Linked DNA regions of Homo sapiens: region 1 is linked to region 2. A link is a loop called in an ENCODE intact Hi-C map of the cell type or tissue named here. Cell type or tissue: heart right ventricle. All regions are shown on one strand. Each heading gives the region's core, and the rest is flanking DNA. Links, peaks and the distances in the headings are about the cores only. Region 1 overlaps HDAC4 (histone deacetylase 4). Region 2 overlaps HDAC4 (histone deacetylase 4).

Region 1 (15,053 bases), core at 1,096-9,095, 54 kb before region 2:
CAGTTACAAAGCAACAAAAGTTATTGCAGAATTTTGCAGTAACTATGGCAACACAATTACTCTATTATAATTGGAAATGCAAAATGCCACCGAGTTAGAAGTTTCATCAGAATGGAGTTTTGGATATCAAAAATATGTGAAATTTAATTTTTTTTCAGGTAGCTCTTGTGAATTCTAAAATCTGTGTTCAATTACCTATTTTTAAGACTGATCGGGCTTTCCCAGATATTCTACTCTCTGGGATCTGTGGCATCTTTCCCCAGAAGAACTCACATTTGTGTGGGAGGGAAGTATTTTCATGCCTTAAAAACACACACCCCAACACATTGTAAGACTTCTATAGCTTTCTGTGTTCTGGGCTTTTATTTTAGAGATCAAATCCCATCCTAAAGAGAGCAGTAATCAATTAGAAAAGAAGCCGGCTGTACTCAGCAGGCAGATGTAACGCTGCCCTCTTTAGGGTTCTTTCTCCTGCAAGGGGAGCTGGCAGCAGGCATGCCCCCGGGGGAGCCCTGGGCTAAGGGGACGGGGTGGAGGGAAGATGACTGGACTGCATATGGGCCTGGAAGGCCTAGGGACGAAGGACAGATGTGGCCTCGGAGCCCTGCACCAGAGAGAATGTTCTGTGTTCAGCAGCTTCCTAGCCATGCAAAATAAAAATCCCCAAATGCCATATTCTCGGAGGCCTTGGGGGCTGTTGCTGTAGCAAGATGGACAGGACAACCTGGCACGCTGGCCACGTGCGGCTCAGGCAGCCCATCTGGACTCTGTGGCCAGAGACCTCGTTGAGAAGAATGCCCTATGGATGTTTACCAGGAGGACTCTAGTGCTGGAAGTTTCCACACATTGTGGGGTTGCTGCAGTTTAATTTTGTTATAACTCTTTCCTTTTAACTACTGCATATTTATGCCCAGTAATCGACTTCCATTCTCCAGCTTCATTGTGAGGTTTCAATGCAGCATGAATGGCTTTGAATTCCAATCCTTTAATGTTGGGGGTGGCACCAAAGGAAAGGCGACTTTATGCTGTCTTAATTGCCGGAGCAGAAGAAACATTTCATCACTCCTGTAGAATTCATCCATACCATTCTCTATTGAAAACGGCTGGGCTTTCATAGCTCAGAAGCTGCCATGAGTAATATATTAATACCTGATGTAGGGCGCGAAGGAGCCGCAGAGGCCGAGAGAACTGCCGTTGCTGAGAGGCAGCGGGGCGACAGGCTGTGGCCGGGCTTTCCTCCGAGGCTCAGAATTGATGACTAGCTGGGGATGGGGGAACTGAAGGGCGAAGGGGCCCAGTCTCCACCTAAGCTTGGGGCTGTGGAACCGAGACTGAGCCCCTGCCCTGTTGTTGGCAGCCCCCAGTCTGTCCTGGGGTAAGGAGTCGGAAAGGATGGATTTGGAGGGAGTGTTTGTTTTGATTTCAGGTGGTCAGCATATGCCCTGCCGTGTGGTGGGCTCTGGGTTTTTGGCCTTGACGTTAGAGGCGGGTACTGCACCTTCTGGTTCAGGTCAGATGAGGGGTGCCATGTCAAAAGTGATGCTACCTTTGAACAGACCTTAACTCATTCATAAGCGTTTCTGTGGGAACAAGTGTCACTAAGGTCAGTAAGTTCTCTTCATACGGTCAGTTTTCTTCTCTTGGGCTTCTGTGCGTGGGAAGAGTGGGACCTGTTTTGGGGTGGCATGAGGGCCATGGTGCCTGCAGCATTAAATGGCCATGTCCCCTTGCTGCAGCCTCACTGACAAACCTCCTACTCACTTCCTAGAAGGAGGGTCAGGGTCCTACATGTCCCCTTGCTGTGGCCTTGCTGACACACCTCCTACTCACTTCCTGGAAGGAAGGTCGGGGTCCTGCATAGATTGCCCCCACCGTGACTTCCTGTATCACTGTCGGGGGATGAGGATGTATCCTGGAGCAAGGAGATGATGCCACGAGCAGCTGTCACGTGCTCCCGTAGCTGACGCCAGATGAGCACCTGCTTGGGGCTCGTGCTGTTTCATGCACTCACCATGTAGGTGTCAGCACAGTCCTGCAGGTGGGCTCTACCTCTGGAGGAACTGGGGGTAGAATGAAATGGACCATGTGCCACCCCCTGCATCTCCAGTCCCAAAGGCCAGTTCCTCTCCGTGCCTCTGCTTCTAGGCTGGTGGTGACCTTGAAGCTGAAGTTCAGCTTGTCGAGGTGCTTGGGCGAACACAGCCTCTTAGAGAAGAGGACGATTTGGAATACCTTTCTAGTTCAGTGTCGTTAGACTTTCTAGTGCTGTGTTGACTGTTCTTGGCGCTGTTACAGGCGCGTTTCATAGGTCTGGGCAGTACTTCTGGCTTTCTCATGCTGTCTTATGTCACGTGTGGGACTGCAGAACTAGAAGACATCATGTTCTTCTCCTGCAAAGTCCCCAGGACGCCTGGAGGCAGGTGGGGGTGACGGAAGGGAGCTAATGCTCCAAGTCCACTTCAGCCGGAGCAGCTTTTAGTGTTTGTTGTTCGGTCTGTTGATTACCTTGGAAGATTTTATTGGAAGAAAGCATTTGAGGACCAAGTTAATCTACTCTTTCAATACCAACCCAGAAACCTTAAAGAAAATCTTGACAGATTTAATAGGATAAGAGTTTTTTAAAAAATCTCTTTGGCAAAAGACTCCGTCAGCCGGGCTAAGAGACGAGAGAGAAAATACATACCACATTATGCCTGTGTAAGCTTAACAGTCAATATATAAAGAGCTTTTACAGACCAATAAGGAGAGCATGAGATCACCATTGCAAGATGAGCAGAACGTATGAACATTGAATCATTGTGCCAGTGATGAAAGGTTAGCATTACTAATCAATTCAGTGTGAAGGAGATTCCCTTTATGCCTATCATATTGGCGAGTTTGATGATACCTGTTGCTGGTCATAATAATAATTTCTATTTTGTAAGGTTTTTGCAAAGTTTAAGTTAATGTATGGAAATTTCCTTGAATAGGGCCTGGCATGTAGTAAGCATGATATAAATGTTGGCTGTTATTTATTATCATTTGCTCTCTGGAGAGACCCATATGTATTATTATATAAAATATAATAGGGCTGGGCGAGGTACCTTATGCCTGTAATCCCAGAACTTTGGGAGGCCAAGGTGAGAGGATCACTTGAGCCCAGGAGTTCAAGACCAGCCTGGGCAACATAGTGAGACCCTCATCTCTACAAAAAAAAAAAAAAAATCAGGCATGACGTCGTGTGCCTGTAGTCCCCATTACTTGGGAGGCTGTGGCAGGAGAATCACGTGAGCCTGGAAAGTCAAGGTTGCAGTGAGGTGTGATTTTGCCACTGCACTTCAGCCTGAGTGACACAGCGAGACCCTGGGCTGTCCCCCCCAAAAAAGTTTATATATGTAATGTATAAACATAAAATAGTGATTACCGAATTGCTCTCTAGAAAAGTCTTAAGTGTCAAAATCTTAAATGCCATTCTCCTTGTCCCCACAGTTCTACATTTTGAAATCTATTCTAAGGAAAGAAGATAAGTGTGTAGATATCCAGACGTGTGTGGAGGTCGGGGCTGCATTATTTATAAAAGGAGTACTTGTTAAACCTGCTGGCATTTCTGCACTGTGGCATCCTCCATGTGTAGACAGGCAGAAGTGTGCAGTGTAAGAGGGAAAGGCGGGGTCTGGAGCAGTCCCCGGGCCACTCCTGGTTTTAAGTACATGGGTCTCTAAGGTAACCATCAGAGGTGAGGAGACGGGGTACACTTTTCTTTTATACATGGTGGTATTGTAGAGATTCTTTTGGTAAGCGTGTATTACTTTTTTACAGTAGTAATTTGAAAACATTTAGATATCTTCATTGGAAAGAAAAGTACTCTTTAAGTCCTTGGCAAGTTGATAAATATGCTTTGCAATAGAAGAATTTAGGGGCATTTGTTTTTCTAACTCACATGTAAGCTCTTCAAGGTGGGGACTGACCCTCGGGGTCTGAGCGGGCTCTGCTACAGCCCATCCTACAAACAGTCTCCCAGGTTTCCACCAGAAGCAGGTTTGTACCTCTCATTCCCTTGCTTGAAACCCTGGCATGACTTTCCTGTATTCTTAGGATCCTAAGGTCTCAGGGCCCTGGAAGGCCTGCCTGATCCTGGCCTCTGTTTTACCAGCCTCATCTGATAGCACTTGCTGTGTTTGTGGAGTTTCAGCTGCCACCTGCTTTACTTTCTAGCTCTCTCTAAGTCCCCTTTGACCTCGGGGCCTTTGCACACACTGTTCCCCTTCCTTGGAATGGCCTCCCTTTACCTTCCTCTTCTCCAGCCCCTCAGTTCATGCTCATCCTCTCATCCTTTGATCCCCTGTTAAACTTAGCCTAATAGCTTTTTTCCTCCTTTCTAACAGCATCCCATTGTGCAATTTCAGGAAGGAGCTCATTGTGACCTTAGTTGTTTAATGCCACCTTTTCTACTAGCTGGGGCTCTGTAGGATTGAGGGGCCCTGAGGGCCTCATGCCTGCTCTGTACCCTGTGCTTGGCAGTGTAGGTGCTCGAAGAATGAAAGAAAATGAATGAGTGAATGAATGAATGGATGAGTAGGTAGCCCAGTGAATGGCACAATGCGGGCCTTGGGTGGGAGAGCTGGGGTGAGGCCCCACCTCTGGCCTGGCCCCTCTGCGGGGTTCTTGCCAGTGCTCTGGAATTGCCTGTTTCCTGACACCCCCTGCCCCCATCTGGGAACTTCTTGGTCCTGATTTTGGAGATTACATGCTCCTAAGGAGATGTCATAAATGCAAGTGGAGGGAATTCTGTGATGCAGAAAGGAATGGGAGGGAGAAGGGCCTTCAACACAGCTGTCGAGTGGCAAATGCGACTGTTGTGCCAAGGCCAAGGCAGGTGTGTGCAGCTTGTTCTCCAGCCGCTTCGCCCAGGGCCCCGGCGTGTGAGGAGGCGAGTGGTGCTTTTATGAAGAAGTTTTTCTCTGCTTGTTTTAAATTAGAATTAATGACATTATTTAATCACTTCTTATTTAGCGTCATAATTTTAATATGATACATTAATATGTTTGTGTACATAAACATTTTGGAGTCTGCTCTGTTTAAAAATGTGAGTGTTGGGCTTTGTGAGTTTACTGTTGTTTATGAAGTACTCCGTCTGTGTGAGTCAAGTGCTTTTGCTGGATTGATGTTTAAGCTTGAAACAATAAATCAGTTCTTAGGACCTGAAAGTCTGAACCAGCATTCCAAGTGGGAGTATTGTTCAAGCGGTGATGGAATTGCATTTTCCCTTGGGAATGGCCCATCATCTGGTTTATGTGTTGCTATTTGCTGGAGCGGTTCTTTTTTAAACTGAGGAAGAGAAGTTTCTGTGGTATCTCCACTGGCCTCCCTGGTGGTGGGGTTGGGGGTGGAGGGGGGGTGGTCCTTGGGGGCCATGTTCCCTGAATATTTCTAATTGATTAGTTATTATTTTGCAAATACTCATTTTACACCCCAGCCCAAGTACTAGGTTTTACATGAGATGAGACTCAGTTGAACACATTCTCTGTGCCAGACGCAGTGGCCAGCCCCATGACCCCAGGCTTGATCAGGAAAACTGGCCTCTGCCCACAAGAGGCTTTGGTGTTGGTAGGGACAGAGGAGAAAAAGGAGCTAAACAGGCAGGTGCACACGGGTCACCATCCTGAGAACCAGGGCTGTGGCTGGAGGGCTTGCTTGGTAGGGAGAGCCGTGGTGCAGGAGCCAGGCCCAGATGAGGAGGAGGAAGGGGAGGCTGGGTGGGTGGGAATGGGGTGTGGTCCTTTTTAGCCAGAGCCAGAGTTTCGGGGCTGCATTGTGAAAAGGGCATTGTGGCCAGATGGTGGCCTGGTGACTGAGGTCTCTGAGGCCAGAGTGCGTGAGCCAGTGATGAGCCGGGCCAACTGGCAGGCTGCCTGGGTGGGGTGGAGGTGTGGTCTGCACAAAGGACTTCCTTGCGTTTTCATGTATGTGTAGTCTTCTTGCATTTAATGGAGAGTTTGCTTCTGTTCTTTCTATTTTGTGCACTGGTGCCTGGCTCCAGCTGGGTGATGGACCTGATCTCTCTTGTTCTAACTTTGTGGAGGCAGGCCCATTCAGATGCATCCCAAGGAGGCCTCCAGGTGGTCCATGGCGCGGCTAGGCCCTCCTTGGGGCACATGCTTGGTGGTGCTGTTGTGGGGACTTCTGCATGAAAAGCAAGGGCAGCTTCCAAAACAAGGGCAAGGTGAAGAAGGTGGCTCACACGCCGGGGGTCCCAGTCCTGTGGCTCTGAGACGGGCCGCATCCAGAAGGGAGGGGGTTCCTTCCTTCTAGCAGTGCTGGCGAGAGCTTCCTCTGTGCCTAGGTCCAGGATTCTGTAGAGTAGCTGTCAGGACTGAAGCCTGCCAGGAGTCTGTGTAGAAACCGTGCTGGAGGGGACCCGCTGGGGGACCCGAGCTGGCACCCCCAGTGCCACCGGTTTACACACCAGAATTCCGGGTCTGAGGCTGAGCCCAGCCTGGCCCATCTGCAGGGGCCTTGCTGGCTGGCACCGTGCCATGTAAGTCAAGTGGCAGAAAGTGGGCCCCCAGCAGGTCAGCAGAGCGTGGCCAAGGGCCCCTGAGCCTCAGTCCTCCCTGTGGCCTGGGGCTAATCCCAGCTGGCTATTGAGGACTTACCCACCCCCAGGACTCATGTCCGAGCCCCGTAAGCTCAGGGGTTAGAGTGTTCTAAGGAGGCTGACCCCCATTCCACCTCTGGGGGCTGTGGACAAGGAGGGGAAGATGGCCTGTGGGTCCACACAAGCGGGGTGTATCTTAATTAGTGATGCCAACTGTGCCTCCTTGCTTGCAGGATGTGGGTGGCCCTCTGACCTTTTGGACCTTTAAAGTGAGCCATAAAGAAAACCATTGGGAGGTTCTGGCATATTAAAACCCCCTCTACTATAAAATTTACATCAGATTTTGCACTGAAAAAATCCTCATAGGTGGTCACAGTCCCCATTCTTTGGAGAACACTTGTTTGCCAGCTCAAGGGCTCTGTGTTGGAATCCGCCCCTTGGCTCTCCAGGTCAGAAGGATGCATCAAAGGAGATGTCACTGGGGTGCCTGTGTCTTCTCGCCTTTCGAGTGCCTGCCCTGAAGCAGCTTGCTTTCCTTTGCCCCTGAGTGTGCAGCACAGCCCAGCGTAGCTCGGTTGCTGGCTGGGGCAGCAGCTGACCTGCAGAGCCGTTACGTGCATGCCCGCTGCCATCCGAGGGTAGCAGCCGGGCTGGGCCATCCCACCCCTGCCCGGCATGGTGGCCCGGGCAGGATGGGGCCTGGTGTGGGAGCATCCAACTCACCTCCCAAGCTGGTGGGGATGTTGACCTTTTGGGCTTCGGAGTTCACAACCAACCATGTGCAGTGCTTCCCGCGGTCCCTCCCTGAAGAAGAGTGTCTTTCCATGTCAGCGTGCCAGCTTCAGCACACGCGGGCTGCGTTCTGACGAAGTTCTGTTTTCAGAATTCTTCTGGTTAAGCGGAGGCCAGAGCTGAGGCACGTGGGAGCTGCGGAGGGCCTCTTCTCTTGTTTCACGTATCCTTCTCCTGGTTCCTCGGTGCTCTCGTGGGTGTGGGGTGAAGGGTCTGATTGGTGGATGTGCTCTCTCCTGCTCGTCACACTGCCAATGTGCCTGCAGTGGACAAGAGTGATTTGCAGTGATGTCCTGTGTTCCATGGCTCTGGGGTGTTGAGTGAGCATCGGTTGAGATCCCAGCTTCACTGTCATGACCCCATCACCTCAGTGAGTCCTTTGTCATCTGCTGAGTGAGTGTCTCTCCCGCAGAGACTCAGCTTTCCTCTTCCTCCTCCCCCGCTGGCTCTGAGGACACACAGCCCTCTCTGCTGGCAGGTCTTGGGAGGAATGAGGAGTAGGGTATGTCCCCTGCCCGGGGCCTGCTGCTGACCGGGCCTTGGATGCACCTGCAGGACTTTCTGAAGCTCCTGCACCTGCTCAGGGTGTCTCTGCAGCAGGTCGTGGTGTGGTGGACGTCTCCCCGAAGGACCTTAGTACAGTTTGAGAACAAGCTCTCGTCTGCCTTTGTCCTTGCAGGGACTGTGTCATAGTTTACAGAGATTAGACTCTTGAAAGCTCAGAAGCACCGTGATGCTTCCCACGGACACTGTCAGCCCCCAGGGCATGCTGCGCTTGTTAGGGACCTGAAGGGCCAGCGTCCCTACCCGGTATGCAGAGCCCGGCTCGTGATGGTGGCTCAGCTGCTATGGCATGTCCAGATTGCGCCTTGGCCACAGTGTGATTCGTATCGAGGCCGAGCCGAGGCCCCTGGCCCTGAGGATGACTCGAGCGGTCTGATGGACACTGTGCCACGGCTTTGCCGTCTGTCATGCTTCCCAGTGTGCTGGGAGAGGGAGCTGCCCTGAGACTGTGGCTGTGCGTAAATCCAGGCTGCCCCGCTTTCCCTCCCCTTGGTTCTTTCTGTCCCGTCTTCACTGCTTCTGATTTGCATGAGCAGGGACCCTGAAGGACTGTGTGCATTTTGCCCACTGCCTTGGTCAGAGGGCTACCGGGTGTGGCTGCAGTGTCTCAAGGGAGGCTGCGTGGCTGGGTGCTCAGGTCCAGGCTCGGGGCTCCAGGCATGTGGCGGCTCCTGGTAGCAAAGTGAGGGGTAGTGCCGCTCTGGAGGGCAGTGAAGGACAGGGAGATGGGAGAGGTCAGGGCTGGGGCTGCGGCCGCATGGTGCCCCTGTGGGCACAGCTCCTCCACAGGTGGAGGGTGGGAAAGGCACTCTAAGGGGATTTTTGGGGGTGGCTTCCAATATATATATATATCTTTTGAGACAGAGTCCTGCTTTGTTGCCCAGGCTGGAGTGTACTGGTACAATCACCACTCACTACAGTACAATCACCACTCACTGCAACCTTGATCTCCCAGCTTAAGCAGTTCTCTTGCCTCAGCTGCCTGATTAGCTGGAACCAAAGACGCATGCCACCATGGCTGGCTAATTTTTTGTATATTTTGTAGAGATGAGGTTTCGCCATGTTGTCCATGGCTGGTCTCAAACTCCTGGGCTCAAACAGTCTGCCCACCTCGGCTTACCAAAGTGCTGGGATTACAAGCGTGAGGTACTGTACCTGGCTGGCTTCGAGGGAGGTATTGAGCAGGGAGGTATTTCTGGTAGCTCCCCATCAGATAGGATCTCGCTAGGTACTGTGGCCTCAGGGAATTGTTTGGCTTGTTTTCCTAGAAAGTGCCGGAGGAGGAAGTATTCAGGCACTGTTTGATCCAGCTCCTCCACAGTGTCATCTGGGGCTTGTTTCTTTGCCCTACCTGGGGAGAGTCAGCTTCATGGGATACACAGGCCCTGCCCGCTGCTCCCAGGGTTATATACACTGGCTGGTTCACACCCATCAGGAAGGACAGCATCTTTGTCTTAGCAAGTCTTGGATTCACTCTCCTTCGGTCTGGCTCCAGCCACGTATTGAACTCTGAACCAGTCACTGTGACCGGGGTGCAGAGCGCACCGAGTGGCTCAGCCTGGGTGCTGGACATGCCTCTTCCAGAAGCCGGCTGGGGAACTGGCCTCCCTGGTATGGAATTCACTGATGTCAGGAAGGAAGGGGGAAGGGGACAGATGCTGAGGAGGAAAGCCGCCAGTAGCGTCCTCAGTGAATTTAGCTCCTCGTGCCTCATGAATCCCAGCAGCAGTTCCAGAATAGTCTTGGTGTGGGCTCAGTGTGCATGGGTGCCACACTGAACGCTCTGCGGACCTCGCCTCAGAATCCCTTAGCGGGCCTCTAGGAGGGCAGGGTGGGCCCCATCCTGTGTCCGGAGTTGGTTCCTTCCAGTGGGTTCTTGGTCCCACTGACTTCAAGAATGAAGCTGCAGACCTTTGCGGTGAGTGTTATAGCTCTTAAAGATGGTGTGTCCGGAGTTTGTTCCTTCAGATGTGTCCGGGGTTTCTTCTGTCCAGCAGGTTCGTGGTCTTGCTGACTTCAAGAATGAAGCTGCGGACCTTCGCGGCAAGTGTTACAACTCTTAAAGGTAGTGCGGACCCAAAGAGTGAACAGCAGCAAGATTTATTGTGGAGATCGAAAGAACAAAGCTTCCACAGCATGGAAGGGGACCCAAATGGGTTGCCGCTGCTGGCTGGGGTGGCCAGCTATTATTCCGTTATTTGTCCCCACCCACGTCCTACTGATTGGTCCATTTTACAGAGTGCTGATTGGTGCATTTACAATCCTTTAGCTAGACACAGAGTGCTGATTGGTGCATTTTTACAGAGTGCTGATTGGTGCATTTACAATCCTCTAGCTAGACAGAAAAATTCTCCAAGTCCCCACCCGACCCAGAAGTCCAGCTGGCTTCACCTCTCAATCCCAGAGGCAGAATGCGGGCTCCCAGGGCCTGTGGGAGAAGCCCTCGGCAGGGTTCTCTGGCAGTGGAGACTAACACACAGTGGCCTCCCTGTGTCTCTGCTGCTTCCTGGGAAAACCCGGGGCCCTGGAAGTCAGAGCCCAAGTGTGCCAAAATGGCCAGTGGGAAAGGTGGATAGAAGTAATGGCAGCTCAGCAGGGAGATCCCTCCACACACTCCCTCCGCTGATGACTGGCTGGATGCAGAGAAGCCTGGGGCCCTTAGAGTGGGGAGTGGGGGCCAGGAAGGGAGGAGCCTGTGTGGCAGAGTCCCTGCGGCTGCAGCCCAGTGACCCCAAGGGGCGGGGTGGGGGCTCCAACCCACAGGATGGTGGAGGACGGATCAGGGCCATGGCTGCCAAAGGGGGGCCCAGAGGGTGGTCCTTCCAGCCGTGCGGTCCAGCTGCCCTCTGGGGCCAGGCACCCAGGTCACCCAGAGGACCAAGGCTCTGCTGGTCATCTGAGGATGCTCCAGAGAAGGGTTGAGCCATGTTGGCTCATCTGTCCCATGCAGAGGTGGGCAGGTGCCTGAGAAGGCCGATGCAAACGTGGCCCGGGCCCAGATAGTCCTGGAAGCCGCACTGACCGCATCTGCCTCCCTGCGGGCAAGTGGTGTGTTAGAAGGAATGTGCTTTGGGATTAGGTGGATGAGCTTCAAAGTCCAGGCTTGCGGCCCTCCAGCGAGCGGAGAGCCACAGTGGTCAGTTTGCCACCTCCCTCATCCGGGTCCACCCATCTGCAAAGCAGACTTCAGGGTTTCCTCCTTGAAGAACTGTTGTCAGGATAAGTAACACAGGAGGTCAATGGCCCAGCCTTTCCCCAACCCCAGGTGCTATGAGGTGAATGAACTCGCTGCCTCCCTCGGCTTCAGGGAGGACCTGCCCAGCCGCGTCCTGCCATGTTTCTGCAGTGGGTGTCTTCTGTGTGCTGGGCCCCATGTTATGACGTGTGGTCCGTTAGTCCCTGCACACCTGTGGCGTGGATACCCGTCCTCCCGTCTGATACCTGTGGCCACTGCGGCCCCAAGCGAGAGCGGTGGGGTGGGGGTGTGGATCTGAGCTGGCTGCTGCTCCTGAGCCCACGCCTTCCACTCCCCTTAGTGCCCATTGCAATGCGTGGTGGAACCATGAGCCCCAGGCAGGAGGCGCGGCTCCTCCAGGGGCGCACTCTTGTTGGAAAGTAGAGTGAGGAGGAGCTCGGCTTTTTAGGCTTTTTAGGGCCCAGGTGCATCTTGGTGGAGCCACGTTCCAGCTGCTCTGGTGCCATTGACCCAACCGCTCTAAGCCTCGGTTTTCTTCTCCACACGATCAGAATTGCAGTATCCCTGCCCTGGCTGAATTGTTTTGGGTATAAAGCGTATTGTCCCTGTCAGCTGGGGCACAAGGCTGGCACAGATGCTGCCTGAAGACAGGCTGGAGCTTTCTCTGGTCACAGAGTGCTGTGCCTCGTCCTGTCTCTAGGCTGGAGGGAGAGGCAGAGAACCTCAAACCTGCACACCTCTAAGAGGAGGTTTCTTCCAGGCGAAGGTGGGGGGTTTTGTAAAGTAAGGGGTGGGAGGCTCTCCTGGGCATTGCGTTGGTGGCGGCCGGCCCTGTGGTCCTGGCCAGGCACGCAGCGGCGGGACTGAGGCTGGAAGTGGCCTCCTGGCCTGGGTGCACCGGGGGATCTTCTGGCCACTCTCCAGCCCCTGCTGCAGCCATTCTGGTGCTTGTGGGCCCGCGGCTGCTTCAGTGGGTGACCCCATCCAGGCCACTTGTGAGCAGTCCCCTCTTCTCTGTCTTTAGCTCCCACTGAAGTTCTAGGACTGCAGCCCTAGTGAGTGTTCTTCCTCCTCAACACACATGTACGTGCGTGTGCACGTGCCACACACAGCAAGCATTCCCACCCACACACTCGTGCTCCCCGGACACGCACACACCCTCATACAGATAGACGCACGGACAGACATCTGCACACACGTGCTCACGCACTGGAGTCGTGTGCAGTCTGGCTCCTCTGGCGTGATTCCTGGTGAACCCAGAACAGCCACTCACCTCTGATCGCTGCCACCTAATGAGGAAGGGTGGAGTTTCTCTAAAATGGGTACATCTGATGGTGGTGAGGGTGGCGAAATCCTCTCTCATGCACAGTTCTCACCCAGCTTCTCTTCTCTCCAGGGAGACCACTGTGTTTTCACTGTTAGAACTGGGCTGTCTCTGGACAAGGGCCAGCCTTGTTACGAGCAGAAGTTCTCGGTACTGTGTCTGGGATGTGGCTCTTGCTCCTCTAGGTCGTGACTACGTTGTTTATGAAAGTCAAGCTCTTACACCTAAAGCCGGTGCTCATGGGATTTCCTTACAGTGCATTACATTGTTAAATTTCAGGCCCAGACGTGGTCTGGCGGCTTGTCTGGAACACACAGTGGTGCTCCAAGCATGCCTCTGCATGGACGCCTTACCCACCAACATCCGTGGGCTCCAGAGGCCTCGCACCCTCCCCTGGCCGGCCACCCCGGGATGCCCCCAGGACCTGCACCCTCAGCTGACGCTCCTCTTGGGAAGGTGGTTTTGAACCTCTGTCATGTGGTTCCTCCCGTGGTTGGGACACACTCATCTGCCTCTGGTGTGACCCATCTCTCTTTGGTCTTTCCTCGTCCCTCCAGTGCCACCCATTTTCGTACAGAAACTGAGGATGCCTCTAATTCCGTTTGAGCATTTGAGTCTCAGTGTCTGTGACCTTGACTCCCCCTGTGCGGCCGCCCCAGCCCCAGCAGCACAGTCAGGACTGGGACCTGACAGTGGCTCTGAACCTCCGAGACACAGGCCCCAGCCTCTCTTCCCTGTGCTCCGACTCTCAGCCTTCCTTCTCTGCCCTGGTCCTGGCATCCTGTGGCTCATCATTGTCTAGAGTAAAACGCAGGCCCCTCTGCCTTGCCTGCCGGGTCTTCCAGGGTTTGGCCCAGCCTCCCCGACCCAGATTCCTTCTCCCTCATCCTTGGGTCTGGCCACATTGTTTAGCCCTTGTTTAGGGCACACCTGAGCTTTCCTGTCCCTGGGCCTCTGTTTACCTTGCCTCCGGGGCTTGTTTGGGGCTCCCAGAGCAGAGCTGTAGGAGACTGTCTTGGACCGCTTTCCGGGGCCCAGTGGCCTCTTTTTGATTCTGTACCGGCAGGAAGGGTCATCACAGCCTCCGTGGCTTCCTCGGCACTCACCGTGGCTTGCCTGGCCTCCTGTCCCCTTTGTGAGTTGTAGTGAGTAATGGACGAGGCTGCAGTCAGGCTCCCTGTGTCCTGTTGTATCACATGGTCCTTCTGGGGCTCCTGGGGTGGCGTCTGTAGAATCAGGGACAGGCGTGTGCGTGTTCCTTATCACAGGCCGGCTTTGCCCACTGGTAGGCTGTGCTGTGCACGTGAAGCTGCAAGGGCTCCTGGCACAGGCAGGCAGGGGGCTTGAGGCTGAGACTTCAGAGGGAACAGGGGCCCCTGTGGCCACTCATTTCCATGCTCTAGCTCTGCCTTCCCGCTCTGGCCACCAACAGGGAGCCGGGTGGAGGCAGAGCTTCCCCGCTGCTGAGCTGGGCAGAGTCGTGGGCCAGGAGCCTCCTTTTCTTCAGTCCTCGGAGGTGACCCGGAGGCCCCCGGAACCTCCTGACACTGCCAGCCAGTGCTTCCTCCTGCTGAGAGCAGCCAGCCCGCTGTGTGCCCCCATGTACTGAGCTCCAAGAGTGTCGCCTCTGGCTAAGGGAAGCTGAGGGCAAGGCTTCTTCCTGAGGCTTGGAGGAGACCTTTCAGCTGAGGTGCTGGGGATGCTGGGGAGAGGGCCTCCACGCAAAGCAGTCAGGGGCTATGGGCCTCCGATTGTGCCAGTCCTGTGGAGGCGGCCGGGAAGCAAGGTGCCCTTCTCAGGAGAGAGAGCCAAGATGGAAGGGAAGGGATGGGAAGGGCTCTTCCATGGAAGCCTTGTCCCTGTCCCTGTGCACAAAATGTCCGCAGTTCTGTTCTCCTGTATCCTGGCTCGCTGGAGCCCTTGGGTGTGCACCTCCCCATCAGTTTCTGGGCCCGGTGGGGTGCAGAGAGGAGCCCTGAGCCCCTCCTCAGGTCCTGCCTGTGTCTCATCTTCCTGGTGCTTGGTCCGAGGGCTGATGTATTTGGAAGTTTTATTTAAGCTGTTGTATTGTTAAAGTGTCATCTTTGTATGTGTTTGAATACAAATCGGCATTTTAGGGATCAGAAGCAGGGGACAGAGCCGTGGGGTATATGGTGCTGGGGCCATGTCCACTGAAACAAAGCAGACTCATTGTTGCCGCCTAGGACCCATTCCTTCGGATGCAGGGCAGTTTTCCCTTCTCTTTCTTTTCTTCCGTTTCCTTTGCCTTTTTCTGAGATAGAGCCTTGATCTGTTGTGCAGGCCGGAGTGCAGTGGGACAATCATGGCTCACTGCCGCCTTGACCTCTTGGGCTCTCTCCATCTGCCTGCCTCAGCCTCCTGAGTAGCTGGGACTACAGGCGTGCACCACCACATCTGGCTTTTTTTTTTTTTTTTTTTGTAGAGACAGGGGTCTCACTATGTTGTCCAGGCTGGTCTTGAGCTCCTGGTCTCAAGGGATCCTCCCACCTAGGCCACCTAAAGTTCTGGGATTACAGGTGTAAGCCACCATGCCTAGCCTCAGTTTTCTTTTTCATTAAACATTTCCATATGATAGAGAG
Region 2 (15,053 bases), core at 2,002-10,001:
TTTAGACGGGTGTGTATGGTCTGTATGCGTGTGTGTTAGGGTGTGTTTGTGTTTTAGGGTGTGGTATGTGTGTTAGGGTGTGGGTGTCTGTGTATTAAAGTATGGGTGTGTGTTTTAGACAGGATATGTGTGTGTTAAGGTATGTATGTGTGTTTTAGACAGGGTGTGTGTGTTTTAGACAGTGTGTGTTGGGTGAGTGCATGTGTGAGATGGGGGTGTGTGTGTTTCAGACGGTGTGTATGTGTGTTAGGGTGTGTGTGTGTTGGGTGAGTGCATGTGTGAGATGGGGGTGTGTGTGTTTCAGACGGTGTGTATGTGTGTTAGGATGTGTGTGTGAGAGTGAGTGCAAGTGTGTGAGACGGTGGTATATGTGTTTCAGACGGTGTGTATGTGTGTTAGGATGTGTGTGTTTGTTAGAGTGAGTGCACGTGTGTGAGATGGGGGTGTGTGTGTGTTTTAGACGGTGTGTATGTGTGTTAGGGTGTGTGTGTTTGAGTGCATGTGTGTGAGACGGGGGTGTGTATTTTAGACGATGTGTATGTGTGTTAGGGTGTGTATGTGTGTTTGAGTGCATGTGTGTGAGACGGGGGTGTGTGTGTTTTAGACGGTGTGTATGTGTGTTAGGGTGTGTGTGTTAGGGTGAGTGCATGTGTGTGAGATGGGTGTGTGTGTTTTAGGGAGTGTGTGTTTTTTAGACAGGGTTGAGAGTGTTGTTTTACACAGGGTGTGTGTTAGGGTGTGTGTATGTGTGTGTTAGGGTGTCCGTGTGTGTGTGTTGGGTGTGTGTGTGTGTGTTAGACAGGGTCTTGCTGTCGCCCAGGCTGGAGTGTGGTGGTATGCACCTCAGCCTCAGCTTCCTGGGCTTCAGCGATCCTCCCACCTCAGGCTCCCGAGTAGCTGGGACCACCTCTGGCATGCACCTCTGCATGCCACCACGCCCAGCTAATTTTTAAAATTTTTTGTGGAGACCGAATCTCACCATGTTGTCCAGGCTGGTCTCCAACTCCTGGACTCAAGCAATCCTGCCCCCTCGGCCTCCCAAAGTCCTGGATTACAGGTATGAGCCATTGTATCCGGCCAGGAGTACTACAAAGTTTTAAGGGGCAGAAAAGGAATTTTGAAGACCTGCAATTAACCCAAGACCTTGATTCTGAGCTTCTGGTGACAGGTGGGTTGCAGATTCTGAGCATGGCCCTTGCTCAGAAACAAGGTGGCGGGAGGTAATGAGAAAGCCTGGGAGCTGAGAGTGGCTTTGCAGGAGGCCCAAGAGGGCTCCCAGGAGGAGGGGGTGTGTAGGCAGCAGGTGCAGCCAGCTGGCAGGAGTCCAGGGGAGCTTGGACAAGGTGGCAGGGCCTGAGAGCATGCTTGGTGCCAGCTGGAGAAGAGCTTGTTCATGGCCCCTGCGGTGGGCAGCCCTGGGGGTTCTGGATAGGAGGGAGTGAGATTGAACCCCGAGAACGTGGGAGAGTAGACCAGCCCTACATCAACTGGAGGTTTTAGAGAAGGACAACAGAAATGCCTGGATAGTTCCGGCTGATGTTGGGGTGGGAGATGCTTTTGATCCCCATGTACTGCTTGCTTCCGCTTTCTAAAGGCAAGGTTTCAAAAATACTTGTGTACGTTTTCTGACGCACAGCACCGCCTGTCTGAATGTGCATCCTCCCAGCCACCCGGCACGGGGCGTCTGCAGCTCTCAGATTGTCACTAGCCTGGATTCTCCATGCCATCATTATCTGGGATCTTAATCAGTCAAGGTTTGTTCTGGAAATCATGTAGACATAAGGACTTATTTTTCAACCTACTTTTTTTTTTGATCCTCAAATTGTGTTTTGTCTTTTAAAAATCACGAGTACTCAGTCATTATGAAGAGCTCAGAAAATTCGCTGTCAATGGAGCATTGATGGTTTGTTTTGGCAATTCTCTGAAAATTCTTACACAGTTTGTGGAACATTTGCATTTGTGTCCCTTTTTCAAAGCCACTATTGTAGAAATGCAAATTTCTGAGTTCTGAGATGCTGAATGTTGGATGATTAATGATATTGAAATTTAAGAATGAACTCCCGGTATGTATTTGACATAGAAAACGCGGTGTGAGAATCATTAGAAACCATTGAGCACAGCTTGGCGGGGAACAGAAAGGCTGTGATTGAGGCACCCGGCAGTGGGGGCAGGTCGCACGTGGACAGGTGTGCAGGTGCGTGGCTGCCTCCGGGTGCCAGGCTGTGTGAGGCGGGAGCTACTGCCATCAAAGGTCTGGCTCTACTTGACCATAGGTGTTCAAAACTCATCATAATAATACATCAGCCTTGATGACTTGCTTGCTCAGTCAACCCCACTGCGCGTTTAAGAGAACGAAATGAACAGCAGGTTTGTTCTGAGTTTTGCTTGCTGCTACTCCATTTGTGCTTGCATATAGCCTGTGACGTGAGCTGGACACGTTATTTCTGTTTTGTAGATGAGGAAACCAGTGTTACTGCTATCGAGTGCTTAGGTAGGCTGAGGCTGGGCAGCGCATCAGAGGCCAATCTGGCACCGCTAGAATCGGTCACCTTCCCTCAAGGAGTGTGCGCCTCTCTGCGGCAGAACACTGGGCACCTGGGACCTGAGAGGCATTGAGCCTGTCTGCTTGTGTGAGCTCCCTGGCCAGGGCAGGCAGGGCAGGCAGGGCAGCAGGCACTCTGGTCCAGTGTGGTTCATGCCACGAGAGGGATGGGCTGGGCATGGAAGCCCCCTGAGGGATGTGGAGGCCAAGGGAGGCTGTCCCCTAGAAAGGACCTGAGGCTGAAACAGCCTTGTGAGGAGGGTTGGTGGGCCTCCCGCAGGTCCTGCCCCGCCGGCTGGGGCCCTGTCCTGCAACGTAGGCTTTTTTGTGTCCCAGTTGGTTTCAACGAGCATGGGTTTTGCCATCAGGGAACTTCATCTGTCCTTCCTCTGTCTTTTTGTGAACTTTCTCTGAGCTCTCTTTGCCGGTCCTTAGAATGTTGGGACTGAAGGAGTGACTGGGTGATTGGCATAACCAAGCGAACTCTGAGATTTGGGCTGAAACTTTCACGTTGTGGCCACTTAGCATCCTTCTCTTTGTTTATTTCATGAGAACATGGCAAAAAATGGGCACTTTGGGGAAAATTATAATGAAAATTACAGTTAATTTTAAGAAATTAAAATTAAGACAAAAATCAACTGAGGCATATACCTAAACTTTTTTGAATTATATCTGGCCCTGAGCTTTTAAACTGGTTTGCTTTCAGCCACCTAATCAGTAAGACACTGGGAGTGCTGGCCCTTCAGGAGTGATACGCATTGGTGGGGATGGAGGCCTTGGGGCGTTATTTTCATGTTTGCTTCTCTCTCCTTCCCCCTTTTTAGGAAAACAAATACAAATAGAAAAGATAAATTCTGCCTCTCAGGGAGCTAGGCACAGCTGATTTGGAGACCGAAGCCCATAGCCAGGCCTTTGGGAGCCCCCTTGACAGTGTAGGCGGCTGTTTCCCTCCAAGACGACGCTGGGCCTGCGGGCTCTTGGTTGTCTGTGAGGATCCTGAGCCCGGCTGGCTTATGGTGGCTTTGTTCTCACTGGACCCCAGGCTCCCTCATCTCCCTCAGCCCTCACTGTACTCTCCTCCATCTCTGCCCAGTGTCCCCTTGCTGCCTTTCCTTCAGTGCTACAACACGGACTCAGGACCCAGTGTGGTTCCATGCTGACGGGCAGCTGTAGAGCTGTTGGGATATTACCTTGAAACACAGTGTTCAGGATGACTGTCATTTCCTAGCTTTCACCAAGACTCTGTACTTTCAAAAGGAGTAGTAAAACTTATTGTAACGTATTTGTTTTTTTCAAAATACAGAAATGACCTAAATGTACTTATTTTTGTTCCATTTGAAATAGCATTTATAAAGAATTAGGACAAGTTGGTCTGTGTGTCTTAGTGTTCATTATTTAGTGATGGTCATTAACTGGGGGAGTTTTTTCTTTTCTGTATACAACTACATTCTCAAAGGTTCAAATTAGCTCTTTGAGTTTGTATTCACTTGAGATGTCAGAATTTGTTATTATGAAGCCACTGTCTTCAGAGCCTTTCCCTAAAAGAAGTTTTGTGATTGGAGCCAGTTTTTTTTTTTTAATTTTAAATTTTAAAATGCTTAGACCATTTTCTTAGAAGATTGCTTCCATAATGTGGTTGTTTAGGTGATGCCTTTGTTCGTTCAGCCTGCTATCATAAAATACCTTAGGGTGGATGATATGTAAATAATAGAAATTTCTTGCTCACAGTTCTGGGGGCTGGGAAGTCCAAGATCAAGGTGCCAGCGGACTTGGTGTCTGGTGAGGGCTGCTCTCTGCTTCACAGATGGTGCCTTCTTGCTGTGTCCTCACCTGTTGGAAGGGGTGAGGGGTCTCACTTGAACCTCTATAATAAGGGCACTAATCCTGTTCCTGAGAGTCCATAACTTAATCACTCTCCAGAGGCCCCACTTCTTAATACTGTCACATTGGGTATTAGATTTTAACACGTGAATTTTGGGGGGGACGCCAACATTCAGACCACAGCAGCTGCTAAAGCCAAGAGAATACCTTTCATTATAAGAGCTAATGGTTTTCTTTCAATTAGTTTGCATTCATAGCCAAAGGTATTCCTTTTTAAATACCTATGAGTTTTCCTAGGAAATATGTAGAAATTGGATGCTTATTAACACTGTGTTTCTCAGTGACTTGTTGATTCAGTAGGGTTTGTGAAATGCTGTTGGAGTTTCAGGCAAGGATGTGGAGTCTGTTCTGAGCACACTCAGGGTTTCCATGTGTTGTCCTGAAAGCCTTTCTCACCTCTTCACATCTAGGGTAAGGCCGTATTGAGGGGAAGTTCCTCCCTCCCTGTTAGGTAGTGTGATGCAGAATTCTTGACACTCTTTGTTTTCACATGGACTGAATCCAAATCAGGTGGGGCTGATTCTTCCAGCCCTGTCTCCTCATCCCGGTCTGACACTGCACAACACAAACCTTCCTGCTGCAGGCTCACCGAGGTGCTGCCTGGCCCTGTCTTTGCCTGAACACCTGCAGTCTCAATGTGGCTGTGCGGGAGCAAAGGCGGCCTTCGCCCCACGTCTCTCTCATGTGCTTCCATAGCACTGCCTTGTTTTTGTGAAAGGATCGGGGAGGGAGGAAGGCAAGGTTAATTTTTTCTTTCTGATGTACTAGTGGATAAAAAGAGTTCTAGAACATTTGAGGAGGCCCTAGGGGAAACTGGAGACATGGAAAGCAGAGGTTTTCGTTGGTAAACCAGAGAGATGAGGAGTTTTAGTTTTTGTAGTGCCCGATGCATTGTACGTGTTGAAAGCCGAGTCCTTGATGGTAATGGTGGCTCTGATGATGGTGGAGATGGGAGGTTAGGATCCCCTTAGAGATGTTTAGTGGGTGCTGCAGTGAGCCCAGTTTTCTGAGTGACAGGGACTAGGGTGTGACTGCTGAAGAGGGGGCCAGATCTTCAGTGCCCTTTATCTCTGGTGGGCTTCTCATCCTTGGTCTTGCAGCATCAGGATGGGGCCAGGGTGCCTGGCCTGGAGGGGTGGACTTGGGCCGAGGACTGCAGGGCACAGATGTCCTCTCAGTGTGGCCCTCAGCACGGGGAGCCCTGTGGCTTTGAAGCAGATGCTTCATTCAAGGCAGGTGGTTCTTTTCTGAACACAAACATACACGTGAGCATCCCCAAAGGCTGTTTTTGAGAGATGGTGTGTGTCTCCATGTCCAGGCTGTTGTAACAGAATGATAAGGTGCAGAGGCCATCTGACAGCTGGAAGGGTACAGAGGCATCTCTAAGCAGCAGCACCGATGGAGTACCCAGCCTGGAAGTGCTGACACCCCACCATGGTCCTCCTCTGTCCCATGCAGCCCAGCCTTTAGGAGATGCACCAACAGGCATTTGGGTGGCAGACTGGAGCTCAGTGGGGCTGCCCCCACTGGGGCCCCTCTGTAGCTTCTGAGAACAGTTGAATTGTCTATCTGCCTTCACATCTATCTGTGATTTGGTTCCCTTTTGTTCTTCGCCAGTCCTCAGTAGGATTTGGTAAGACGTAATTTCTCGATGGTTCAGGAAGACGGGTGGGGCTGTGTCCATGCTTGCACAGCCTACTGTGAACAGCTGAGCTCACTGCCCTGTGACTGGCTTGGTGTAGCTGAGGCTCAGGGAAGAGCTGGGGTGTCCTGGGGTGAGGGAGCAGCAGCACCAGCAGGACCCCATGCCCCAACTGCTGCAGGGACCATCCTGGCCTGAATGTGTTAGAAACTAGGAGGGTATCTGGGGTGGGGACACATCCCACTCTTCTTGCTTTGTGTTCAGGCCCCCAGCCTCTTTCTGTCATGATGTCTTGATGTCTCCCTACTCAGCTGCTAGCACTTCTGCTGAGGGAAGCAGTCACAAAGGCCGGTGGCCCTGGCCTGAGCATGGATGTGGCTTTCTTGGTTCTTGGCTGCGGTTTCCTTGAACTCTCTGTGGTCTGCAGGACCTGATGCATGAGAATCACATGTGGGGAGGGTGTTTCTTGTGTTTATCAGTGTTTCCATTTCTTTGGAAGTTACCTGGATGCTGTTATGAGTGGATTTGGTGGACTGATTTGCATGGGTGTGGCCTCAAGGACTGCATTTTCTAAGGAGATGGTGTTTTTAATGCCTTAGCCAGGAGATTGCAGGGGGCCGCGGGCCACATGTGTGGTTCTCTGGGAAGATTCTGCTCTGGAGCTCTGCTGAGGGATGTTATTTCAAACTTCAGTACTATCTTCATGAACAAAAGAACAACGTAGGTCTCCGTTGAGTTGCTCACATCACCCGAGAGAGCATGGCTTTGGTGCTCCTCACCCATGTCCAGATCAGAGCATTTAGGCTTCACCTGGGGAATGGACAGGGGCAGGAGCTGGGAGATCACTGCCCAGGGGTGGCTCTGTGTCCGGGGTGACCTGGACTGGGCCCATTGCCTCCTGGGGCTGAGGTTGCTTCCTTTCATCGGGCCCTGTTTCTTTAGAAAGATACTGGGCTTTGACTTTTGCCTTCTGTCGGCACCTGGCCCTGCAGCTGATGGAAACTGGCAGAGCAAAGGACTTCACTGGGACAGTGAGCAGTGGGGCAGCCCTGTGTTTACAGGCAACCCCAGACCCTCTTATGACAGAAGGGGAGGGCAGGGCAGCCGGCCTTCACCTGGATAGGAACAGCAGGTGGCTGATGTATCTGAGTTGGTATATTCATTCAGAGACATTGGTTAAAATTACTTGTCAATATAACATCTTTACCATTGTTTTCTTCAAAGCCAGATTCTGTATTTTCTGATTTTATGTAAACTAAATACATAGTTTTCTTAAATACAGATGACCTCTGCCTTCACAGTTTCTTTGGATACCTTTCAAGTCAGTTTAACACACATGCTCTCCGGAAACAAAACTCAGCCACTGGGGAACCGAACCTACGCTTTTGGTAGAATCTCAGCCTTGGGGGGAGCCTGGAGGCCCTGAGCCCTGGATGACACCTGCTCTGGAATCCTCCACCAGTGGCTTTTGAAATGTGGTTGGTGGCTGAATCTCACTTCTGCCTTGGATGCTTATGGAATCTTCTGGATGGACTGAGCTCAGAATCTCATTGAATACTGTGGTCCTCTCAGTCTGAACTTTGTACCTAAAAATCCACGGGAATCTCATAGCAGCTGCTGAGGATTTGGAGAACTCCCTTAGAAAAATAAAAGGAATTTATTTTTTCCTATTTTATGTAGTGGCTATTTAAATTTTGAACATCAAATGGTAGTTTTGGATTTTAAAAGCTCAGTGTGAATAAACTTTGAGCTCAGATGCAGCCGTTCTTTTAGTGTGTCAATTTTAATAGGTGTCATTTGATGTTTGCACTAGGGGGTTGGACGAAGGTCGGTGTGAGAATCTCAGGGATAACTGGGCTGCTGCAGGGGTCAGACAAGGCCTCCTGTAATAGGGATTTTGGGGCACTGATGGAATGAAGGGAAGCGGGAGGAGAGGGTAACGAGTAGAGGCTGCCGCTGCCCCAGTTGTATTAGAGGGTGGTGAGGGACGTGGTGGATAGGAAGCTGCATGGGCCTCCAGGAACTCACTGCACTGGCTTTGAGTCGCGAGAGAGGTGCCACGGGAGGTCTAGAAACCGTGCATTTTGGGACTGAGATAAAACACGTCCAGCTGGTGGCACAGACCAAGCCAGCTGGGAGCGGAGTTGTCTCTCTGTGCTTGTCTGGAGTACCTGCCTGTGCTCTCTGAGCAGCCTCTGCACCTGGCTGGTGGGCGGGGCTGAGCCTCACCTTCAAGGCTGCAGATTCCCTGGCTTTCGGTGTGCTGGGGGATGCCTTCTGCATGGCCTGGCTTTCCTGGGATTTCCAGACCAGATCCACCTCTTTCTCCCCTTTTTCTTTGTCTTTCTGCCCCCGAAGAGATAGCAGTGTACAAAAACAAGCCAGCATTTCTTGTTCTCTTGCTATTTGTAATTGTCCCGAGCCTGGACTGGGTCCAGTCCGCTCATTTATTCTGCCAGGGCCCAGTCTGCAGATCTCAGCCGAAGCCGGTTGTCCTGCCTGGCTCGCTCTGTTCCTGGAAAGCTTTGTCACGCACAGCCAGGGGCCACTTTGGGTGCATCCTGTCTCCCCCGTCGCCGTATGTTTGGGAGCAGAAGTTGGCTCTGGTCAGATATGTGGATGTTAATTTATCCTCATTCTTGGAAGCAAGTTGGGAGCTCAGAGGAAAGGAAGAGCCACAAAATGTCAAACCCAGCAGCGGCCATCTGACTCGGTTGCTCATCGCTATAATATGTGATTAAGATGGAAGTGTTTGATTTCCTCGCTTGCCGGATTTAGGCCTCATTTTGCTTACTCCCGTGAGTCCTGATTTCTTCCTGTTAGAGAGAGGAAGTTTGCAGCGATAACCGACTTGCAGTGGGGTTTTCTGTGAATGGAGCTTGTATTGGTGCGATGTGTGGCGTGGGAGTCCCCACCGGTTAGTGGCTTATGCAGGGTGTGAGTTTCTCTCAAAGTGGACGTTTTCTGCCTTCCCGGAGCCAAAACGTTTATTTCGCCGGTGAGTACAGCTGAGTCTCACGTGCATCTGACAGCAGTGTCTCCGAGCCTTGCCATTTCCTCCACTCCCTCCCTTGGAGCCGTTTGTGTGACAACCTGCTGTTCAGTAAAACCAGTTTAGTGGAGTGGGTGTGTGTTAATTCTAGTCCATGTGTTTAAAAATCAATTCATATGATGAGAATGGCACTTTCCCCCGTGGTCTTCCTCTCAGTAACCCATAGCCCCAGTCCAACCATGGGAAAAACATCAGACAAATTCCAGTAGACACCCTTCCTACAGTCTACTCTTGCCAGGCCCACTCGATATGCCAAGGTCATCAGAAACAAGCATCCTTTGAGAAACTGTCACCACCAGGAGGGATCTCAGGACATGCGACACCTAAGTGTGATGTGGAATTCCTGGATGGGATCCTGGATGGATCTTGGAATACAGTAAAAGACATTAGTGGGAAACTTCAGGAAATCCTAAACTCTAGAATTTTAGTTAATGACAGTAATGTCAGTATTGGTTCCCAATTGTGACTAACATACCGTAGTAAGGTAGGATGCTAATAATCGCGGGGAATGTGCAGGTGGTATTGGTAGGGTATATGGCAGCTCTCTCTACTGTCTACTCAAGTTTTAATAAAATATGTCAAGAATTTTGAGTTCACAAAATGAAGTACATTTATAGATACTCTCTTTTGCTTAATGTTTGTTCATGAATGGCTGTATACTGTAGTTACTTTAGCACCTAGCTTTTACAGTTTTTCCTTTGGGGACTCTTTTTTTTATGGTTGTGCATGGATGTGGTAGAGTAACTTAACAAGTCATTGTTGGTGGACAGGGAGTTTGTTTTCAGCCTTTCCATTGTTGTTATTATAAACATGTAGCCTTGAAGACCGCCAATGTCTAAGTGAACTTTTTAACTGAAGTATCACAGGCATCCAGGAAAGTGCAAGAATCATGACTGCTTAGCTTGATGAACTCTCCCAAAAGGAAGATGCCTGTAACTGCTACCCAGATTGTGAAATGGGACATCCCAACACCCAGAAGCCCCGTATATGTCCTCTCTCAGTTACTGTACCCTCACTCTCACACCCTCTAGATACCACTTCTCTAGCTTCTAACATGAGTTTCTCCTGGTTTTGAACGTCATATAAATCACGTAATACTTATTCTTATTGTCTGGATTATTTCACTTGACAATATGTTAGATTTATTGATATTGTGGCTTATAGTAGTAGTTTCTTCATTTAATGGGTATATAATATTTCATTGTATGAACATATCACAAATTATTTATTGGTTCAATTGCTGATGACATTTTGGTGGTTTCCAGTTTGGAATTATGTATAATGCTACTGTAACATTCTTGTATATTTCAATTGGTTCATATAAGTATGCAATTCTTTTGATAAGGTGTATGTGTGCCAAACAGTTCTTCAAATTGATTGTACCAATTTACACTCTGACCTATAGAATGTTGCTCTGTCCTTGCCAATACATGGTACTGTAATTCTTTTTCATTTTAACTATTGTAGTTTCATTTGTATTTCCCAGATTACTAAAAATGTTGAATACCTTTTCATACGTTTATTGACCAACTAGATGTCATCTTTGGTGGAGAAGTTTCTATTCATTTAAGAAATTGGTTTGTCTTTATTTTTCTTACTGAGTTGTAGGAGCTATTTCTGTACACTGGCTATGAATGAGCTTTTTGTTGTTTGTTGCTATTTTCTATGTGTGTGCTGCGTTTTCCCTTTCTTAATGGTGTTTTTTTTTTTTTTTTTTTTTTGCTGAACAGATGCTCTTAATTTTAATAGTCCAATTTAATAGTTTTATCTATGCCTATTTGAAGATATTCTATATTATTTTTGATAAACTTCATTGTTCTATCACTCATTTAGATCTGTGATCCACTGGGAATTTTTTTTTTTTTATGTGTGAGGTAGGGATTGAGAGTTACTTTTCCGTTTGGAAATTCAGTTGGCCTAACAGTATTTATTTAAAAGAGTCATCCTTTCTTCTCTGCTATCCAATGCAACTTTGTCATAAGTGAAATAAATTATATAAATGGATCTGTTTTTGCACTTTATTCTAGTTCATTGGTCTGTTTGCATATCTGTGTACCAGTGCAACACTGTCTTAACTAATAGATTTGCAGTTAACCATAGTATCTAATAATGTAGGTCTTCCAACTTTTTAAAACTTTTCAAAGCTTGTTTTGGTTCTTTTTAGCCCTTTGCATTTCCATATGGATTTTTTTTTTTTTTTTTTTTGAGATGGAGTCTTGCTCTGTCTTCCAGGCTGGAGTGCAGTGGCACGATCTTGGCTCACTGCAAGCTCCGCCTCCCAGGTTCACGCCATTCTCCTGCCTTAGCCTCCCCAGCAGCTGGGACTACAGGTGCACGCCACCATGCCCAGCTAATTTTTTTGTATTTTTTAGTAGAGGGGGGTGTTTCACCGTGTTAGCCAGGATGGTCTTGATCTCCTGACCTTGTGATCCACCTGCCTCGGCCTCCCAAAGTGCTGGGATTACAGGCATGAGCCACCACGCCCGGCCTCCATATGAATTTTAAAATCAGCTTTTCAATTTCAACAGAATACCTGCTGTGGTCTCAATTGGGATCCACTGATTTGCATATGAAATCAGTTTATTAGGAGTCTTCTAATCTACGAATATGCTACGTCTCTCTATTTTTTTCGAGCATCTGTAATTTCTTTCGATCATATTTTGTAATTTTCAGTATAGAGGTCTTAGTTTTTTTTTATTTGTTTGTTTTGAGATGGAGTCTTGCTCTGCTGCCCAGGCTGGAGCGCAGTGGCACAATCTCAACTCACTGCAACCTCCGCCTCCCAGGCTCAAGCAGTTCTCGTGCCTTAGCCTCCTGAGTACCTGGGATTACAGGCACATGCCACCATGCCTGGCTAATTTTTTCTATTTTTTGTAGAGACGGGGCGTCACCATGTTGATCAGGCTGGTCTCGAACTCCTGACCTCAAGCAATCCGTCCTCCTCGGCCTCCCAAAGTGCTGGGATTACAAGCATGAGCCACCGTGCCTGGCCTAGAGGTCTTTTATTTCTTTTGTTAGATTTACTTCTAGGTTATGCTGTTTTGTTGGGGGAATTTTATTTTTGTAATGTTTAGAAGCACAATTCATTTTTGTATATTTGTCGTGTCTCCAGATACCTCGCACAGTGTTTATTATTATACTCATTATCTATATATTCTTTTGGGTTTTTAATGCATATTGTCTATGGACGGTGAATGTTTCATTTCTTCTTTGCTAATTTTTAAAACTTTTATGTCTTTCTTGCTTTGCTGCACTGCCTAGGACCTTCAGTCAAATGGTAATAGTAGGCATCTATATCAGTCATTGGTAGTAGTAGGCATCTATGTCTTATTCTAATATCAAGAGAAAAATTTTTAGTATTTCATCATTATAGATAAAATTTGCTATAAGTTCTGTGTAGTCCATGAGATGAATGCAGTTTACTTTTGTTCTTAGTTTGCTGAGTTTTTCTGATAAGCAGCTGTTAAAATATTAGATGGAGTCATGTGAAATTGCAGATATTTGATCTTTTTCCATCTACAAAAAATGGTATTTTCATTTGGTTCAACTTAATGTATTAGACTTTTTCTGCATCTGTTAATAGTCTTATGCTTTTTTTCTTTATTTTATTGTGTTGAATTTTCTGATTGACTTGAATGTTAAGTCAACCTTACACTTCTGTAATAATTATTATAATGTGTTATTCTTTTTATATACTGTTGAATTTACATTGCTTATAGTCAGTTTAATTTTTATCATCTAAAGATATGAGATTGACGTGTTATTTTTTCTTGAAATGCTTTGTCACATTTTAATATTAAAGTTATACTAATCTCTTAAAATATGAAGTTGCTTTCTTCTTCTATTCCTAGGATTGCCAAAATTTTTCTGTAGAGAGTCAGTAAAGACTTCATGCTTTGTGGACCACATATGGTCTCTATTGCACGTTTTTTTCCCTTTTTTCTTTTCTTTCTTCTTTTTTTTACCAACCACTTAATGTAAAATCCCATCTTATTTTTCAGGTTATATAAAATCAAGCCACAGATTGTACTTGGCCCATGGGCCATAGTTTGCTGACACCTGTTTGATTTTCTTGAAGAGTTTATGTAGGAAAGATGCTATTTCTTTCTTAAGTTGGGATGGATTTGCTTATGAACTTATCTTGGAGTTTTCTTTGTGGGAAGATTTGTAAATTACACCCTCAACTGATATAGGACTGTTTAGATTTTTAAGATTTTCTTGTGTCAGTTTTTGTGTGTTTAGTTTTTCTTGGAATTTTTTACATTCCATCTGCATCTTCAAATGTATTGAAATAAAGTTGTTTAAATACCTTCTCATTATCTTTGTAATGACTGTAGGATTTGTAGTGTCATCCCCTTTTAAATTCCTGATATTGTTTGTTCTCTCATTTTTCCTTCATTGGACTTTGCTAGGAGCTTATTTATTATATTAATATTTTTTAAGAACTGTGTTTGGTTTTCTTGATTTTTTAAAATTGAATTTAAAAAAATAAATTTCTGTTCTTATTGCTATTATTTTTGTTTTTGGGATTTAATTTGCTGGGGTTGTTGTTTTTACTGATTAAGGTAAATATTTAGATCACTGATTTTTTTTTTTCAGACTTTCTTCTGTAATCCACGTGCTTAAAACTATAAATTTCCACCTATGTATGGCTTTCGCTAGATTATGTGAGCTTTTTAATGTCATTTTAATTATAATTTGGTTTAGAATATTATCTAGTTTCTTTTTTTGACTTGTGTTAATTAGAAATATATTTCTAAATTTCAGTGCTTTATGAATTTGCTAGTATTTTGCTTTCATTTTGTTATTGATTTCTAGTTTAATTTCACTGTGGTCACTCATTTTATGTAATTTCAGTTTTTAGAAATTCTTTGAATTTTGCTTTATTGATTATATGGTCAGTTTTGTCAACATTTTATGTATACTTGAAGAGAAGAAGTCAGCCGTGGAGATTTGCCAGTTCTACATGTCCATTTAATCAAATTAATCATTGTGCTCAGATCTCCTGTTATCTTTACTATTTTATTGTCTGCTTTTCTGTCAGATAGTGGGAATGGAATATTAAAATCCCCCTGATGTAACTGTGGATTGGCATTGTTTCTCTTTTTAGCTCTGTCAGGTTTAGCCTTTGTTTATTTTGAAGCTATTTTAAGCCTAGGCAGATTTAGAATTTTATGCATAAAATTATTCCATAAAATTGGAATAACTGCCTTTTTGTTACTGTGAAATGTCCACCTTTCCCTCTTGTATCCCTTCTTACGCTCAAGCTGCGGATTCTGTGAGGACTGGTCAGGTCCGTGTTGCCCTCACTCCTGGCACGGGGCTCTCCTCACCCCCACGCTCAGTCTGGCGTTCGTTTCCCAGGGTCCGAGCCGTCCGGTGCTGCTCCGCTCCTCAGCCTCTGGAGGACACGCGGGCCGAGTGTGCCCTCTTTCCACCTCCCTTCTCTCCCAGGCCTGGGCTCCTCGTGCATCGCCGTGTTTTAGATTGCATCCTGTCCTCTGTGTTCCTGGCTGGAGGGTTAGTATGGCCCGCTGTAGCCCAGAGTGGAAGCTGAGGTTTACCTGGCAGTCCCCGCACGGTGGGTCCAGTGCAGCCCTGGCGACGTGTCATTGCAGTTCGCTCACCTGGCCCGTGTGTGCTTCCTGAAGGCTTCCCCCGTAGAACTCACTATCTGGGCGGCTTAGTTCACGAGTCCCAGCTTGCTTTCCAGGCTTGCATTCATCTTTATGTTGCAGTAAAATAACTGTTGGGCATATTTTAAAGTGGACTGAAATATATCTGCAGCCTTGAGCAGCTCTTATAGCACTTTTATTCAGATATTTTATGAGGTGATTTATGTCGCACCTTATAAATGCTCTAAAATCTCCCTGACCAGAAATGCAGTGGGCAGGGCCACCCCACCCCTTCCTGCTTGTCTTCCCTCCCCCATCCTG

Evidence for each region. A loop is a pair of places that touch in the nucleus more often than their neighbours do. Peaks named below come from ENCODE experiments on the same cell type or tissue, not always from the same donor. Only the 100,000 strongest peaks of a DNase experiment are listed, where the experiment ranks them.
Region 1: it touches region 2 in a loop (2.1-fold over the local background); 12 of 110 quality-filtered maps call a loop at or near these places.

The regions. Positions count from the first base shown.
Region 1 is chr2:239,384,291-239,399,343 of GRCh38, reverse strand. All of the region lies in intron 1 of HDAC4 (histone deacetylase 4), which reads left to right. Among named protein-coding and RNA genes, the nearest start is that of HDAC4, 9.2 kb to the left of the region's middle. RefSeq lists an enhancer at 12,601-13,451. In heart right ventricle, for the core only: CTCF peaks have their summits at 2,020 and 5,855; DNase peaks (open chromatin) are centred at 2,293 and 5,863; H3K27ac peaks cover 1,783 bases.
Region 2 is chr2:239,331,294-239,346,346 of GRCh38, reverse strand. All of the region lies in intron 2 of HDAC4 (histone deacetylase 4), which reads left to right. Among named protein-coding and RNA genes, the nearest start is that of MIR2467, 13 kb to the left of the region's middle. In heart right ventricle, for the core only: no CTCF peak of the experiment used is centred there; DNase peaks (open chromatin) are centred at 6,129 and 8,587; H3K27ac peaks cover 1,494 bases.